Regions from separate parts of the Homo sapiens genome. Here region 1 is linked to region 2. A link is a loop called in an ENCODE intact Hi-C map of the cell type or tissue named here. Cell type or tissue: stomach. All regions are shown on one strand. Links, peaks and the distances in the headings refer to the core of each region. The heading gives the core; the rest is flanking DNA.

Region 1 (8,968 bases), core at 404-8,403, 110 kb after region 2:
TCAACCCAATAAGATCCCCTCATACTTCAACCATCTGACACCTCTGATTCATAGGATGCTGTCACTCATTCCCTCTTTCTTATACAATTATATCCTCATTTAATTGCCACAATTTCATACCAGCTTGATTCTCTTTCCAACTTCTCTGGCTCCTATTTCTCAGCTCTCTTCAAAGACATTTCTTCTTCTGACACACCTTCAACGCAGGCCTGTCCCTGCTTTCTTCTCTTTATTTATTTATTTATATGTATTTTTTGAGACACAGTGTCACTCTGTTGCCCAGGCTGGAATGCAGTGGTGTGATCATGGCTTATTGCAGCCTCGACCTCCTGGGCTCAGGTGATCCTCCCACCTCAGCCTCCCGAGTAGCTAGGACCACAGGCATGCACCACCCTGCCTGGCTAATTTTTTGTAGACAGCGGGGAGTCTCCTTATGTTTCACAGGCTGGTCTTGAACTCCTGGCTCAAGTGATCCTCCTACCTCAGGCTCCCAAAGTGCTGGGATTACAGGTGTGAGCCACCATGCCCAATTCTTCTCTTTTTCTCATCAACATTCTCCTGTGGAGATCATACCTACTTCTATAACTCCCCATAAGTGTGTGGCTCTTAAAGAAACAGCTACGCTTGACTTTTCTCTTTACCTCAACCTCAGCATTTTCAGTTGCTTGTGGGCAGGAGTAGCCTACCAGTATTTTACATTCAGCGTCTCCAAAACAAGACTCTTACATTTTAAATCCACTTCTCTTTCTGTGTTCTCAATTTCAACCACAGTTGTCTTTAACTTCTCCCTCTTCCTCATCCCCTCCCCCTCCTCTGAGTTGCCAAGACCTATCAGTTCCACTTGTCAATCCATCCCTCCCTTCACATTCCCAATGATACTGTCAGAGTTCAGGCCCCTACTTTGTTTCCTCTCCCTTAATTATGGCAATACCCTATTGGTCCGCTGCTTCCTACCACCGGAGTACCATGATCCTTAACCACGTACCTTCTCCAAAACCCTCCCTCAATTTTTTTTTCAGTAGTTCCCCATTGGTTAAAAAATAAACTCCAAGCTGTTTTAGCCTGGCTTTCAATGTCCCTAGAGCTGCCTCAGCCATTGTATGCAGTCTCCTATTACTCAGCCTCTCTGCGCTCTCCAAACAGTTCCTGTCTTTGCAGCAACTTTGTTCCTCTTATTCCCTCTGCCTGGAGTTCTCGTTCCATTCTTACCTACTAAACACTGCATCCACCAAAGCCTTTCCTTCTTGCTCCCTTCTCACTTGAGGCTGGACCAAATCCCTCTTTTCTTTGGTTCCTCATAGCATATCTTCCATTTTGGATATCAGTTATACCATTTATACCTTTTTCCTCATATTGAGGTAAAACCGGTCTATTTCCCTACCAGCTTGTAAAGAGTCTTCAAGTTCCATTCCATAAAAAACTTATAAAGCTTTTGGTGATTTTTTGTGCTGTTTTGTTTTAACTGGGCGTGGTAACAGCAAGAAAAAAAAAAGTAGGCCGCAGCCCCAGGGCTGGATCATTCTAGTGGGAAGAGGGAAATACAGGAACAGAAAGCACCGTGCTGTGTGGCAGGAAGTGGGCATGTCTTATTACATTTGCTTCCCTCAGCTCGGACTTTGCACAGGTCGGATGCATGATATTTTCCAGCTGGAAGAGTCTAAAAGATAATGTGACACTCTTCATGTGTTCTAGCATAGAAAACTGAGAACACAACAGTTAGGGACTTGCTCAAAGTCACCAAGTCAGTGAGTGGCAAGAGCTGGATCCAGCCCCAGGGCCAGGGCACGCTCTGCCACATCCCAACGCAGCTCCTGCTTTGCACGCTCGGGGTGGGGTGGGGTGGGATGGGGTGTCGCAGCAATTACTCAGGTTGCCAACCACAGGGAGTATTCTAAAAGCAATCAAGTGTGATCAAGGGATATGTCTGGGCTGAGTGGGAAAAATAAAAAAAGGGAAGATGTTGAAGGACATGAAAATCTTTCTCCTTTTATGAATGCTTCATTGCCATAAAACTCCCCTCCATTCTTGCTTCCACAAAATTCACTGGAAATTTATTTTGTTCCTTTTGAAAGTCAAATTGTTCTAGGGTTAATGAAGTGATCATTCGCCGGAAAAGAGGTCAAACCTTTTTAAAGGTCTCATTCCCGGATTGGTGCTCCTCCTGTAAGTCATGGGGAAGGTCTCAGAAAAACTGCAAGATTTCTTCTTTTAAAAAGTTATATGATTGCGGAAGGAGTTCATTTAATTATTACTATTTTTTTAAATAGTAGTCTTACTCTGTTGCCCAGGCTGGAGTGCAGGCAGAGGCACGATCATGGCTTACGGCAGCCTCAAACACCTGGGTGCAAGGAAACCTCCAACCTCGCCCTCCTGAGCAGTTGGGACTACAGAGGCGTGCCACCAAGCCCGGATACATTTTTTTAATTTTTGTAGGTACAAGGTTTCTATATGTTGCCAAGGGCTGGTCTCATGCTCTTGGCCTCAAGTAATCCTCCTACCTTGGCCTCCCAAAGCGCTGGGACTACACGCATGATCCACCACACCCAGCTGAGAGATGGTTTTATTTTTATTTTTCCAAAAGGTTTCTCAAAATCATTGCCTCATTCTCAACAGGGCTTTAAATAAAACCACGTTAAGGTTTCCAGTACCTGGGCTGGTCTCAAACTCCTGAGCTCAAGCGATCCATCTACCTTTGCCTCCCAATGTGCTGGGATTACAGGGTGAGCCACTGCACCCAGCCAATTCTATGTTTTAACATGGATTCAGTGTTCAAAGCATGTATCCTAGAACATTACCAGAGGAGGTAAGAGAGTGTGGTCACTCTGTCCCTCTTTTGAAACACTGAAGAAATCATACCAACTCCACCTAGAGATTTTATTCTTAACCAGGCTTTACTCTCCATAAACTGAGAAATAGTATTTTCCCCAAAATAATAAAACTACTAATTTATCATTGGTTAGTGCCTTGCAGATTACCAAGGTCTTTCACATACACTTCTGTAAACATTTCTGTACAGGTGAGAAAACTGAGTTGAAGCAACATTTGCTCTGCTAGCAAATGACAGAGCAAGAGACAGCATGGTAAGGGAGAAAGAAATCCTTGGCTTTGGGTTCAGGCTCGGGACTTGATCTCAGCTCAAGGAATCCTAGCAACACTAAACTGGTCAAGGTATGTAACCTCTTTGAGCTTCATATTTTTTTTAATCACAAAATATTTGTCATACCCACCCCACAAATTTATGACAATTAAATAGGACAAAATGTAAAAAGCCACAACAAAATTCCTAGCACATAAAAGATGTCCACTGAAGATATAGCCTGCCTTAGTTGCTACAACTGTAAAAGGGGGTAATAAAATCTAAGTGAAATCTACCTGGAGGATGCACTTCCACTGTTAGTTCTCTTTGTCCATTTCCATTTCCCCTCCTTCTTCCCCCACAAACCAAAGCTGCCTCCATGGAAAGGATAATTCGGCATATTAGAAAACAATCTTAGGGAAGTTGATCTTCATACATCAGCAGGCATTTAACTTATCTACTGAACTCAAAATTGTTTCTTAGAAAAAAAATGACCCAAATTCAATATTTTAAAAAGGCTTTTAACATGGCCAAAGTCACTACATCATTTCCATATACTGTACCTGGAAGCCCTAATGGTGATAAAAATATTTGAGAATGTACCAACTTCAATCCATCCGTCTTGTCCCATATCTTTCCCCCATCTGGCTCAACCCGCAAAAAGGACTTCCAAGTAGATTTCTTTTTTATTTTTAAAGTCACAGTGCCACTTCAGTTTATCCAAAACTTAGATGGAGAGCTACACGTTGGGGGGCGGGGGGTATGCAGAGAAAAGGAAAATGAAGAAAACAGTGGACAAAACAATTGAGAGGAAAAACAAGTTTTCATACAAATCTGGGCTCTCTTCCAAAGAGATCATTAATTCTAAGATATTTTACTATCTGCTCAATGCTACAAAGCTTCCACGTGGCCACTGGATGAAACAGTGTGTACCAAGCCACGGATTCCCTGGCACCATCATTCACACAGTCAACAACAGCACATGCTGGCAAATTCGTTCTCAAGTACCAGCTTACAGTCTCCTTCACCCAAAGCAGGAGGTCAACAATTACTTTCCATTACATTTTGAATACAATTCCCGAAGGAAGGAATGCAAGAAAATGTTCCTCTCATTTTTAAGGACTGTTTTTGGCTGTTTGGGGTTGTTTCTGTTTTGGTGGCGGTAAAGTTCTTCTTTGGTTAAGGTTTAATGTTTATGTATACCATTTACCCACACCACGGAAGGTGGGAAATTCCAGTTGTTCTCGCCCTTTGAGTTTTTAGAATAATCGTATTTACAATGAGGTGCTCAGAATCTGAAACAGTTTGCATTTTAGAAGTATAGGAAAAGAGTCTCCTTAATAAGCACCTATAAGTTGCAGGCACGTAACCAATAAGGGCAGGGGAGAAATTCCCAAATGTCAAAACAACTCCCCCATCCCCCAAACCCCAGCACCCATTTCTTTTTCTTAAGATTTAGGCCTGGAGAAGATGCCAGATTAAGAATGCAAACCACCTTCGAAGAGGACCTTAGGTTGAGCGCCCGGCTGCGCGCTGTGCGGCGGGCGCGGGGGTCCTGGCCAGTTCGGGCGCTCGCTAGCTGCCCCCCTCCTCGGGCTCGCTGCTGGGCGAAGGCGCCGAAGAGGCCTTGGACTCCCCGTCGCTGTTGCATTCCGCCCTGCGCTGGGGGACGGCGCCGGCCGCGCCCTCGAGCCCCCAGGCCTGGCGCTCCAGCAGCTCCTGCAGGTGCTTGATGTAGTCGATGGCAGCGCGGAGCGTCTCCACTTTGCTGAGGCGCTTGTCTGCCAGCTCCCGGGGCAGGTGGTCTCGGAGGCGCGCATAGCCCTCGTTCACGCAGCGCACCCGCTGCCGCTCGCGCTCGTTGCGCTTGCGGAGGAAGGCGGGCTCGAAGGCGCTGTCCAGCGGCACGGGCAAGTACTGCCATCCCCGTGCGCAGCCGCTGCGCGCCCACTCCCAGCACGCGGCGTCCAGACGCAGGGCGACCCTGAGGGGGTCCCTCCGCGGGAGTCCGGGCAGGGTCCCCGGAACGCCCAGGGGCGCGGTGCGCAGCGAGTATGGCAAGGCCAGCCGTTCCGCCGGTTTACGCGTCTCCATCATTTGCCGGAAAGCACACAAATCACTCAAGAGGTCAATCTCTCAATAGAAGAAGACGAAACAGAATCTTAGAAGCAGAGGTGCTGGTGCAGACTGCCTGGCTCAGTGGGTCTGTCTTTGCAGAAGTTTCTGGGTCCAGAAGTTAGGTTCCTGGACAGGCTTCAGGGAAACGGTGCATGATTCCTGAAGTTCATTGCACTCCTCGATCTTTTTATGATTTAGGCAGAGGTGGTAGGCAAAGACGTAGGATCTCCTAATCCACACTTCAAACCCCGTCTTCCCCACTGATCTTCTTTCAGAAGATAACAAAGGGGGTTCCTCTGCCTGGTCCCCCAGCCTGGAAAGGTGAGCTCACACCAGAGTCATCTTCCAAAGCCACCAAAAGCTTTTCAATGCCTGTAATCCACCACTCTAGGTCTTCAAGAGATGAGTCGTTCGCCAAGAGCCTAGCAATCTTCAGGATTTGAGAAGAGCTCCTCCCAGGAACCTGCAGATCTGGCGGCGGAGGGAAAGTGGACCAGAGGCTTTCTCCTTGAAAATCACTTGACTGTCCTTTGTGGTTTCCCGCGACCAGGTCTAATGGAAGGAGCTTTTAGAGTGTTTGCAAACTTAAACTTGCTCTTTCATTTCTGGGGTCTTAGCCTCATCAAAGGAAAAACTGCTCTCTTGCGGTTATAAAATGTGTCAAGTCAAGGAAGACCCGGGGCGAGGCTTGAGGTTTTTCTTCTTCCAAACCGAATCTTTTAAAAACTCAATGAGGCATGTTTGAAGGGTATAGGAAAAATACAGACTGTAGCAAAGAATATAAGGGTCTGCATATTATGTTCCAACATATGTTGTTTTATGGTTGTTGAGGGTGTTTTATGGAGATGCGACTTTTTAAAAGCACATCAAAAGACTGAACAATAACAAACGCGCTTAGCCGGTTATTTCTCACAGTGCTTACTGTAAACACAGCTTAAATACTGCTTCCCAGCCTCCTCTTCTAATCTCACCCAGGATATAAGGACATCATCTTTCCATAGCGCAAAGAGTGTTTTTCCATTGGATTCTTCTTCTTTAAAAAATGTCATTTATTTTCTCTCTTGGGGGCAGGAAAGCAACATTTGAAAGGTGGAGACTCCAAGTTCCAAGGAGAAAGGATGATGTCTTTGAAGACTTGTCTTTTTAAGACACAACCCCTCCAAAATGAATAATTAATCCATCCGTGTTGGTAAACCTTTGAAGATTAAAGTGTCATTAAAAATCCAACTGTACTGGTTAACGTCAAAGAATATGTTATCACACTGAAAATCAGATTTCCTCTTCTGCAAACCAGTACATTAAAGGTGTCTTCTACTTTAAAAGTCCTACTTAAAAACAAGAGAAGCAAAAACCCCCTACATTTATGATGAGAGCTTTTGCCTATTCCTCAGCAGACAAGGTGCTGCCCTAACATGTTTTTCTTTTTAGTTTGGCAAGTCCTGTTCTTCCCTGTTTGTTCTAAATGATCCGCCTGAAGCAACTCAAAAAACAAGGCAAATAAAATAGAAATAATTATTCCTTTCGGGTATAAGTTAGTCACATTTTTAAAGGTGTAGCTTGGCTGGGTGCAGTGGCTCAAGGTTGTATTCCCAGCACTTTGGGAGGCCAAGGCGGGTGGATTGCTTGAGGCCAAGAGTTCAAGACCAACCTGGCCAACATAGCAAGACCCCCATCTTTTAAAAAGAAGAAAGAAAAATTAAAAGTTGTAGCTCCTGATGAGGTTTGTACTGGCAAATAGCCTAATATATCATCACAATTTCTCAGTAGAATTGAGAAAGCCCTTTCTATTAGGAGAAAAGTCCACCACTCAGGCAGGTAGGCTGTTATACCACAAGGTGCTTTTTGGCCATGTCAAAGATTTTAACTTTTAAGAGTGACAGGAAGATAATGAAATATTTTAAGCAGGGAGGTGACATTTGAAGATTTGTGTTTCAAAAAAGATAACTGTGTCTGCAGATTGAGGACTAGATTGGAAGAGAGCAAAAGGAAGAACAGTTGAGATGCCATTTCTCCTTCTCAGATTGGCAAAAGTTTAAAAGATTGCTAAGATTCAGGGGAGGCAAGGATTTGAGGAAAGGGTGGGAGCATAAATTGCTTCAAGAAACTATTAAAATTATTATTATTATTATTATTATTATTATTATTATTATTTTGAGACAGGTCTCACTGTCACCCAGGCTGGGGTGCAGTGATGCGATCTCGGCTCACTGCAACCTCCGCCTCCCAGGCTCAAGGGATCCTCCTATCTCAGCCTCCTGAGTAGCTAGGACTACAGGCTTGTGCCTCCACATCCCAGCTAAACAAACTGTTAAAATTAATAGTGCACATCACATCCTTTGATTCAGATATCTGTGCCGTTTTGTCCTACCAAAATAAATGTAGCAATACCTATTTATGTGTACAATAATCTTTATTGCAACATTTGTAGCAATTTAAAAAAACGAAGACTCCAGGCAAGGTGGCTTATGCCTGTAATCCCAGCACTTTGGGAGGCCAAAGTGGGTGGATCACTTGAGGTCAGGAGTTCGAGACCAGCCTAGCCAACGTGGCGAAACCCTGTCTCTACTAAAAATACAAAAAATTAGTCAGGCGTTGTAGCAGGTGCCTGTAATCCCAGCTACTTGGGAGGCTGAGACAGGAGAATCACTTGAATCCTGGAGGCGGAGGTTGTACTGAGCCAAGATCACGCCACTGCACTCCAGCCTGGGTGACAGAGCAAGACCCAGTCTCAAAAAAAAAAAAAAAAAGGCGAGGCTGGGCACAGTAGCTCACGCCTGTAATCTCAGCACTTTGGGAAGCCGAGGTGGGAGGATCATGAGGCCAGGAGTTCAAGACCTGCCTGACCAGCATGATGAAACCCCATCTCTACTAAAAATCAAAAAAATTAGCTGGGCATGGTGGCACATGCCTGTAGTCCCAGCTACTTGGGAGGCTGAGGCAGGAGAATTGCTTCAACCTGGCAGGCAGAGGTTGAAGTGAGCTGAGATAGCCTGGGCGACAGAGCGAGACTCTGTCTCAAAAAATAAATAAATAGATAAAGAAGAAGAAGAAAAAGGGAACAGCCTGAACAGCCTGAATGTCCATCAATAGGAAAAGAGTTAAAAATCTTAGAATATTATGCTATTATTAAAAATAATGAGTAAAATCTGTACGTAAGAACTTGCAGACATATCCACAATGTCTTAAGTGAAAAAAGCAAATTGCAGAGTAACATATGCAGCAGGAACATAAAAACAATTCTACATGATGTGTATGTCCTTTATATGTGTTTCTGTGAGCATGGAGAATGAAATAGAAAGACACATACTAAATGGTTTTTTGCATTGGTTGCCTAAAAAGAAAGGGTGGCATTGGGGAGGAAGGGGGGATGTTCATTTTTCTTTATAAATCTTTCTACTGTTTAACTTGTTAATACCAACACTATTACTTTCTTATTTTTATAACCCAGTGAAACTTAATAAGATAAAATGTGTAGAAAGTTCAAATGACACCCCCTGATCTGGCCCAAACCAACAGATTTACCATTAGAAATTAGAACTCTTAGACCAGGTTTTCTGGCTCCTTGTAAATTCTGTCTCTGAGGACGAAGTATCTACAAGACTTTCTCTCTCTCTCTCTCTCTCTCACTGCTAATACCACAATCAAAATTGGTCAAGGCCGGGCGCGGTGGCTCATGCCTGTAATCCTAGTACTTTGGGAGGCCAAGGCAGGAGGATCACCTGAGGTCAGGAGTTCAAGACCAGCCTGACCAACATGGAGAAACCCCGTTTCTAC
Region 2 (8,968 bases), core at 604-8,603:
GCTGTGTCAACATCCAAGGTCATATCTACTGTGAAAGAAAAAAATCAGCCTCTCAGCAAGTGGGCAGTACACGTATTGCATTCAAACCCAATGCAGCCACCATTAATTCTATGACACATTGTAATAGACACTAGGAACAGAGAGAGATGCAGGAAGACTTAGCACATTCGAATGAGTCTGCGTTCAGGAATCTGGTAGGTATAGGCTGGCATGCTGACTTTAGCACATTACACAGGCAGCTGAGTTATGATAATTCACTTTAAATATACACATTCCACCAAATTGGGTTACAAAAATTACTCCGAGTTAAGTTGCGATATTGAATCGAGCATTATTTCCTTTAGTGCCTGCTACATGTGGTTAGCACATGATGTAGTGCTCTGGGCCAGAATTCACAACCAAATCTATATGTACAGGATCAATAACCACATGCACTTTTATCACTGTTTGCTGAGAGGCATTAGCCCTGGAATAAATTCATTGATCATAATGGTTGCCAAGACTCATTGTGGGTTGTTACAAATCACCAGACTGCTTCTAAATATTGCAGTCATGAGCCTCACAGCCAGAGAGAAGCTCAGATGCAGCTGATACCAGGCCCTTGCTATTCGGTGTGTGTGGGAACCAGCTGCAACAGCATCATCTGGGCACCTGGGAGAGAAATCTAGATTTGCAGACCAGCCTAGAGCTGCAGGATCAGAATCTGCATTTTAACAAGTCCCCCAGGTAATCTAATGCATAAAAGTTTGAAAAGCCATGATACAGCATAGTGTTCCCAATAGAAACATAATGCCAGCCACATGTGTAATATTAAAGTTTCTAGTAGCCACATTATCAAACATAAAAAGAAACAGGTGAATTAATTTTAATAATATTTTTATTTAACTTGATCAAACATATTCTCTTTCCATATGTGGCTGTAACCACATTTCAAGTTCTTAATGGTTACAGTGGCTATCATGTTGGACAGCACAGGTATAGGGCATGACCTAAACATTACGCATCCTTCAAAAAATCCAGGTGGTTCTAACCCATACTCAGGAGAGAGAACTAGTGTTGCTTAAAGAGCATAAGAACATTAGGTGCCAACATTTGGCGGGGCACGGTGGTTCACGCCTGTAATCCCAGCGCTTTGGGAGGCCAAGGCAGGCGGATCACAAGGTCAGGAGTTTGAGACCAGCCTGGCCAATATGGTGAAACCCTGTCTCTACTAAAAATACAAAAATTAGCCGGGAGTGGTGGCAGACACCTGTAGTCCCAGCTACTCGGGAGGCTGAGGCAAGAGAATCACTTGAACCTGGGAGGTGGAGGTTGTAGTGAGCCGAGATCGAGATCAGGCCACTTCACTCCAGCCTGGGAGACAGAGCGATACTCTGTCTCAAAAAAAAAAAAAAAAAATTAGGTGCCAAAATTCAGCTGACTCCTATATTTAATGGAGAGCATTTTTCACCGTTGGCTTTTCTGGGGCCTTCATGGGGAGGGCTCCAGATACCTAACCTTGGAACTTCGGCATCCTTGAGTTCAGGCATAGAATAGCTTTCAGCTGGGCTCCAGTTCTTTGATCTTGGAAATCAGCTTCCCCAGGTGGCAATTTGTCTTAATCTCATTCTTTTGAGAAACTATTGAGCAGAAAGTGCACAATAAACTCTCCTTTTGGGGTTCTGTCTTCAGTAAGTTGAAGCAGTGGGGGCAGCAGATGTAGCCACATTACAAGATGGATAGGACATCTGCTTGCTTCTTGAAAGTGTGCAGCCTTTGCTGCTGCTGCTAGGGTGAAACATACATAATAGTAATGGAGATCCAGGAGATGAAAGAACAGGGGCTATTTCATCTTCACATGCATAGAGATATCATGTACCATCCCTAGCACAAGGCAAAGGCTAAGGAATCTCTCTTTCATATATATATATAAACATATGCGAATGGCCCTGGTCTTCTGAATTTGAAATTCTAGTTGAAATAAAGGGTGTGATCTGTCACTTGGCTTAGAGTTGAGATTGTGAAAGGGAATGGAACTGGACTGTCTAATATAGGAGCTGCCAACCACATGTGGCTCTTGTCACCTGCAATGAGGCTTATCTACAGTGAGACATGCTTTGAGTGTGAAATCTGCCCAGGATTTTGAAGACATTATCAGAAAAATGTTTCATTAATAAGGTGAAAATTGATTTACATGTTAAAAATTATAATCCTTTGGATATTAAAATTAATTTATCTTGTTTCTTGTTACATTTTTTAACTTGGCTATCAGGAAATACATAGCTACATATATGAATTACATTATTTTGTCTGAGACATCCCTAGCCTAGACCCAGAGCCCCTCCAACTCTTCATCTGGTCCCACCTGGCTGGGCACAGACCCATAGCAGCAGCTGAAGGGTTAAGTCAATGGGGGAAACTCAAGTTATCATCTCCTAGAGTAGCCCAAGCTATGATTTGATTGAAAGAATCTGTCAGACTCCCAGCCTGTGTATTGAGAATCTAGTCCTGCCTTCAGCTTCTGGGCAGAGGATCCCGTGTCCCTAAGTGCTCCCACTGTGCCTGGCATTGAGTTGGCCTCAGATCATACTTGCAGCATTAATTACTTCATTCCCTGGATGTTGCTCTCTTATATTTGTCTTTTGTAGAAAGCTGAGAAGTGAGAAAGGAATAACACTGGACTCACTTCCACAAGATGCTTCTCTTGCTCCAGCTGCTTCTGAAATGAGCTGAGATGTGGAGTGGGACCCACCTATAAGGGGCTTTTTTATAGAAAGTCCTCCCTCCCACTTTATCCACATCCTGCCCCTTCTCTTTAACTCAATCAGTTATTGATTTAAATCTGGAATCAATGAGTTTTTTACTGAAGATATAGAGAAGCACCACGTGCAAAGGACAGCAATTTATCCTGCAAGTGGTTGTATTTTGATTAATATAGACATACCCTTTTTTCTGGATTAGCTTTTGAATATCATGTTTGCATATGACAAAATTTGGAATTTGGCCAGAAAACTTTCAAAGCCAAATATGAGGCATCACTATTAGCCCTTATGCAATGAATGGAGCTAGTTTCAAGTACTTTTTACTCACAAAGTAAAACCACCTCATATTTATTTAATTTATTTATTTTGTTAATTAGAGACAGAAATCTCACTATGCTGCCCAAGCTGGTCTCCAAATCCTGACCTCAAGTGATCCTCTTGCCTTGGCCTCCCAAAGTACTGGGATTACAGGCATGAGCTACTATGCCCAGCCTTCATATTTATTTTAGACCAAGGAAATTAATTCAACCTAATCTTAAGTCTTTCCTAAAGTCACCCTCACTAGACCATGGTTTCTTCAAATGGGCTTTTTCTTTATGCTTCTTATTTATTTATTTATTTATTTATTTATTTTTTGAGATGGAGTCTCACTCTGTCGCCCAGGCTGGAGAGCAATGGCGTGATCTCGGCTCACTGCAACATCCGCTTCCTTGGTTCAAGCAATTCCCCTGCCTCAGCCTCCTGAGTAGCTGGGACTACAGACACCCACCACCATGCCCGGCCAATTTTTGTATTTTTAGTAAAGACGGGGTTTCACCATGTTGGCCAGGCTGGTCTCGAACTCCTGACCTCATGATCCGCCCGCCTCAGCCTCCCAAAGTGCTGGGATTAAGATCTGTGTTTAGAAGTTTGATTTTAAAACAAACAGGAATAATAGCCCCAGATAATCAGGCTTTTCAAGTTTCTGGCGTTTTTTTTTCCTTTCCCTTTGTTAGTAACCATGTCAAAAGTAAAAGATATTTTTATAATCTTACTATTTTCCTTATATCACAAACTACATGAAATGAGATGGCTCTCTTTATTAAAATATAATTCAATAAAAGGTTTCCCTGTGGTTTTAGATCATTCAGTGGTGGGAGAGTTGAGAATGGGAGAATGAAAAACTGGGACTCAAGGGGCTGGGCTGGGGAAGAAATTAGATTATATATTTCACTGCTTGGATCTGGCCTGAGGGTGAGATGTCACAGCCTGGGCTGCTATCTGGATGCTGGGAGGGTCTCAGGGAGTGTTTCTGACCGGGGCATCTTTGTCCAGAGGAGAAGTTGACAAATGCCCACCCACAGGGCTTTTCTGTTGAACTGCATGGAGCAAAAGGAGCTCCTTGGTGTTCATCCAGTTTGCCATGTGGGGAACCCAGCAATGAGGGGATTTGAGGGAGCCTTTCTCGGGCAGTTTGTTCTAACAACCAGAAGATGGCGCCCGAGATTGAGGTCCGGTGCCCGGTCTGCCCTCAAGGAATATTCAATATAGACCATATTCTGGGCCATAAAACACACCTTCACATATTGAAAAGAATATAAATCATACAAAGGATGATTTCAGATCACAATAGATCAGAATAGCCATCTCTAGCAGAAAGACAGAAAATTTCAAAAATATTAAACAACACTCTTCTCTGAAAATGTTTAGAGATTTAGTAACACATGGGTCAAAGAAGTCGCAAGAGAAATTAAAGAATATTTGAGGCAGGATGTGGTGGCTGGCACCTATAACCTCAACTACTAGGGAGGCTGAGGTGGGAGAATAGCTTGACACTGGGAGTTCCAGACCAGCCTGGGCAACATAGTGAGACCCTGTCTCTAAAAAAAATTAATTAATTAATTAATAATAAATTTTATTTTTAAAACTTGGGTTTTACCAAAAATTTCACTTTTGCTTGGCTTCTTCCTTTTCCTCCTGCTCCTACCTTTCCCTCCACTAGTTTTTCTGAAACTTCATGAATTCTGGAGTCAGAGTCTGGGAAACTTACCTATGCCAGTCAGGACAGGTATACATATACTGGGATCTTCCTGATTCTGCTGAAAGTGTACTTTTCAGTCATAGAATATTGCATATATCCCCAGCACATTCACGTGGCTGGGAGGCAGGGCCTTTTCTAAGTCAGCTCACAATGCTGACACCTCAGACCCTTGACCATCTTCAATGATTCTTAAAAATGGGATATAAGGCCAGGAGCAGTGGCTCACACCTGTAATCCCAACATTTGGGGAGGTCAAGGTGGGCAGATTGCTTGAACCCAGGAGTTTGAGACCAGCGTGGGGAACATGGTGAAACCCCATTTCTATTTAAAAAAAAAAAAAGGAGAAATTAGCTGGGCATGATGGTGCACACCTGTAGTCCCAGCTGGGGCTAGAGGGAGGCGGAGGTGGAAGGATCACCTGCACCTGGGGAGGTCAAGGCTGCAGTTAGCTGACATCACACCACTGCACTCCAGCCTGGGTGACAGAGTGAGGCTCTTAAAAAAAAAGTATGTAAAGGTTGCCAATGGTTTAAAATGCAAAGAACACTTGAAAAGCCAGCACTAGTTTCAGTAGATCCCTCCTGCAGGGAACTGACTTGTGATAAGAGCATGACTGCCTGGCCCCCAGCATGCATCTCCAGAGTGACCAGAGCTGTGCCAGCCAGAGGAGCACAGCACTGAGGACCCCACAGGGATAACGGAAGGAGGAAGGATCGGCTGATCAGAGTCAGGTATTACCAGGAGTGCACTCGAGACAAAGCAGTACATTCTACAGTGGGGGAATTACCATTGTTAATGTAGACAATCTCATGTCCAAGACAATGTTAGCTACACGGAGCTGTGGTGGTGGAAAGTTGTTCAGTGCTGGATAAGACACAGGTATTTATCCACATTTGTTTTGTTCAAATACACACACAAACCCCTGCCCACCCCCCCACCCACACATTGCACTATGAATAAAAAGTGTTGCACCCCTATTATTTAGAAACTCACATAATCCATTTGGTTACAGCCAAATATTTATTTAACTTATAAACTCCATAATACATAAAGCCGAACTTACAGAAATAAAAGGTAAAGCATTTGGAAATTAAGAATACAAAACATATCATTAGGAAACAAAATATAAACACAAAACTCAACACGTTTGATGGTGACAATAATCAATATTTAAAACTCAGCTTCTATTCTAATGAATCTATGAAGTTAACTACATCATGGAATGGTCTATATTTTTCTGCTATGATTTTGTAAAATATGTATACCCAACAGAAACTTCCTAGGTCTACCCACCAAGTAATTTAATTTCCCGATCCTGTTTCTATGCAGTGGGGGTTTATTTGCCCTCCCCAGGATGGACTAGAGGATGGGCAGTGCCTGGATTTATCACAGGACAGACACTCAGGATACCCTGCTCTGGGAGAGTGGAAGGAGCAAAATATGGGCGCAGTGGCTCTTCAGGAAAAACTTTCGTGAATGTATAGATGTGGGATCCATCTCCAAGGTGGTAAAAGGAGATGTCTCCCATGCCTCTATCCAAAAATATCCCCACTCGCTCTAAATTGGGGTTCACCCAGAGGGGTGTTGGAGGGCTTGTGTTAGCAAAGTGGAAGCCCCCAGCCATCAAACTCACAATCCAGAATCCATCCTCTGTGGTCATTTGGATGTTCCCTTTGCGGTTGGCAGATTCTCTGCAGACTCCCAGATTCCATTATTTGCTTGTTCCTAGGTCCACCTCCCAGTAGTGGCGGCCAGAGGTGAAACCAGGGGAGCCCAGGACAGCACCTGCGAAGTTGAATCTCTCAGCACTGTTTGGCCGATTCTGATGGATCCTCCCACATCGGACGCTCCTGAGGTCTTCAGAAATGAGGAGGAGGTTGTGAGCCATGTCAACATCCAAGGTCACCTCCACTGCGAAAACAAAAACAAGTAGCTCAGCAAATGCACAGAAGCCAAGCCCATTTCACTCCTCTACTGCAAAGTCCCAAATATCTCATTGACTTTGGTTTCTGTCAATCTGCTTTTTTTCCTGAAGTCAGAGCTTTTCTCGAGGCAACTTCTCTGAATAGTTGAAATTCTCAGATATACTTGTTGTAATATGTGGCTCTTATTCATAGTAGAAGTTTTTATTTTACATTATGTCATGTGTTTGTTTATGTCATGTATTTCTTCTGCTTAAAGGGGAGGGTCTCAAGACAGACACCATGACCCTCTTTCTACAATACTGATGAGTGAAAAATGACTGATAGTTAAGACAATGCAAGTTAGCAATATTAAATGATATGTTTCTTTTTTCACATTTTATTGGTCCAATTTAAATAGTGTCTAGGGCATGAATCCAGGCTTTTGTTCTCCGTATTTGTAACCAATTAATTTTGTTCAGTTTTGACAGGAGACGGGATATCTCTGCAGCTGATAATGTGATGACAGAGGTCCCATGCCTGGACTTAAGAGAATCTAAGGCCAAGAGGAAGATAAGGACCTAGACGGAAGGATGCTCTTCATCCTATGGGGAAGTTGAGGCCTTAAGCAAGACAATATTAATGGGCTTAAATTTAAGAGATGAGATAAAAGGTATTTAAAAATTATTAGAATGAGCATTTTACAACATTGTGTATGCGGTTGAAAAGCGAAGTCACCAACTTTAGTGGAAGAGGAAGAAAGGAAGGGGTGGGATCTGGCCTAGGAAAATTTATTGTCTAGACCATTCTGGAAAAAAAAATCTATAGAACCTGTTATCCTTCAAGTCCAATGTACATTATTTGAATGATGGATACCTTAAAAGCCCTCACTTGACCACTGTGTAATCAATGCATGTAACCAAATTGCACATGTATCTCATAAATGTGTACACATTTCTTTTAAGTTTTGAGAATCCCTTGTCTAAGCCACGACATAGACACGGGTATATTTTGCTGGAGATCAAAAAATAAAACCAGGTGTTTCTACATGTTGTCAGGGCTGAGAATCACTGATGCCAGAGGAACATTTCAGTTTCAGGTGCCAGACATCAGCTAATTACCCTATGGTACGGAGAGCCAATTGCACGAATACTTTTTCCTCTTTTGGTAGTGGGAAGGGGCAGGGTATACAGATTCCTTACCTTGGAACTTCCGCATCCTTGGGTTCATCTTCAGAATCTTTTTCAGCTTGGGCTCCAGTTCCTTAATGTGCGAAACCAGCCTCCCCAGCTGCCGATTGAGCCTGATGTTGTTTTTCTGAGAAGCCTCCAGGCAGAAGGGACACAAGACACCTTCCCCTTGGGGCTCCTTCTGCAGTGAATTGGTGCAGCTGAGGCAGAAGACACATTCACACTCCAAGGACATTGGCTTTTCTAAGTAAACTGTGCAGATGGGACATCTGGTTGCTTCTTTTAAGAGTTCATCTGTGGTCACTGCCAGGCAAAAAAAAATACACAGGGAAGTGAATTTTCATGAAATGACAGCCTCTTAGTGTGTGACAAGTGACAACCTTTCCATGCATAGAGTTACTCTGCTCCAGCTTTATAGTCCTTAGAACAAGACCGTGAGTACAAACACTCCAGCACATGCCCATGTCTTCAGAGATTTGAAGTTCTATTGGGGAAGACAAGTCCCAAATGGTCCCTGTGCTTTGAGCTGAGTTGGAGGAAGAGTCGATTCTCCTGGTGACCCAGCAGCTGTGCCAGCAGATGAGCCTGAGCCCATGACACAGCGGCACCCATGTGAGGAGCAACGAGCTGGGGTCATTTCCTCTCCTCTGAGGGGAGCCCAAGCAAGAGATTCATTAATGAGAATAAGAACTACATCCTTCCTGCAGCCTTGGGACTGAATACCAAACTGACTGCCACCACTCCTACAGTGAGGGGATCCAGGGTGACTGATTTCAACTCCGAGGCAGCACTCAGACAGCCTTTGTTGAAAGCATTAATTACTAATTTCTTTCATTCATCCCCCTATGTTATAACCCCAATTCTAGACATCTGAGAAGGAAAAGCAAAGCACACAGATGTGGACTCACCTCTTCCGCTGAAATCTTTGTACGCCATCCTCTTCCACCAAGAGCTCAGGTATGGTGGGGAAAGGGCATAGGAGAGCCTTTTATTGGCAAGATTGCCCAACCCTCCATGATCACACCCTTCCACTCCCTCTAATCCTCCATGATCACACCCTGCCACCCCCTCTAACCTAATCAGGCGTTTATTTAATTATATCGGGAATGAGGTTTT

The links. Peaks named below come from ENCODE experiments on the same cell type or tissue, not always from the same donor. Only the 100,000 strongest peaks of a DNase experiment are listed, where the experiment ranks them.
Region 1: a loop joins it to region 2, with 2.2 times the contacts of the local background. A loop is called at or near these places in 59 of 110 quality-filtered maps.

What each region holds. Positions count from the first base shown.
Region 1 is chr12:107,771,421-107,780,388 of GRCh38, reverse strand. ASCL4 (achaete-scute family bHLH transcription factor 4) reads right to left here and starts at 5,685. Exons shown (of 1, transcript NM_203436.3): 1 at 3,745-5,685. The coding sequence starts at 5,170. The coding sequence ends at 4,652. In stomach, for the core only: no CTCF peak of the experiment used is centred there; no DNase peak of the experiment used is centred there; H3K4me3 peaks cover 1,139 bases; H3K27me3 peaks cover 5,171 bases.
Region 2 is chr12:107,880,516-107,889,483 of GRCh38, reverse strand. It overlaps the pseudogene LOC390358 and the pseudogene LOC644746. Among named protein-coding and RNA genes, the nearest start is that of ASCL4, 110 kb to the right of the region's middle. In stomach, for the core only: a CTCF peak has its summit at 4,195 (motif pointing right); a DNase peak (open chromatin) is centred at 4,213; H3K27me3 peaks cover 1,601 bases.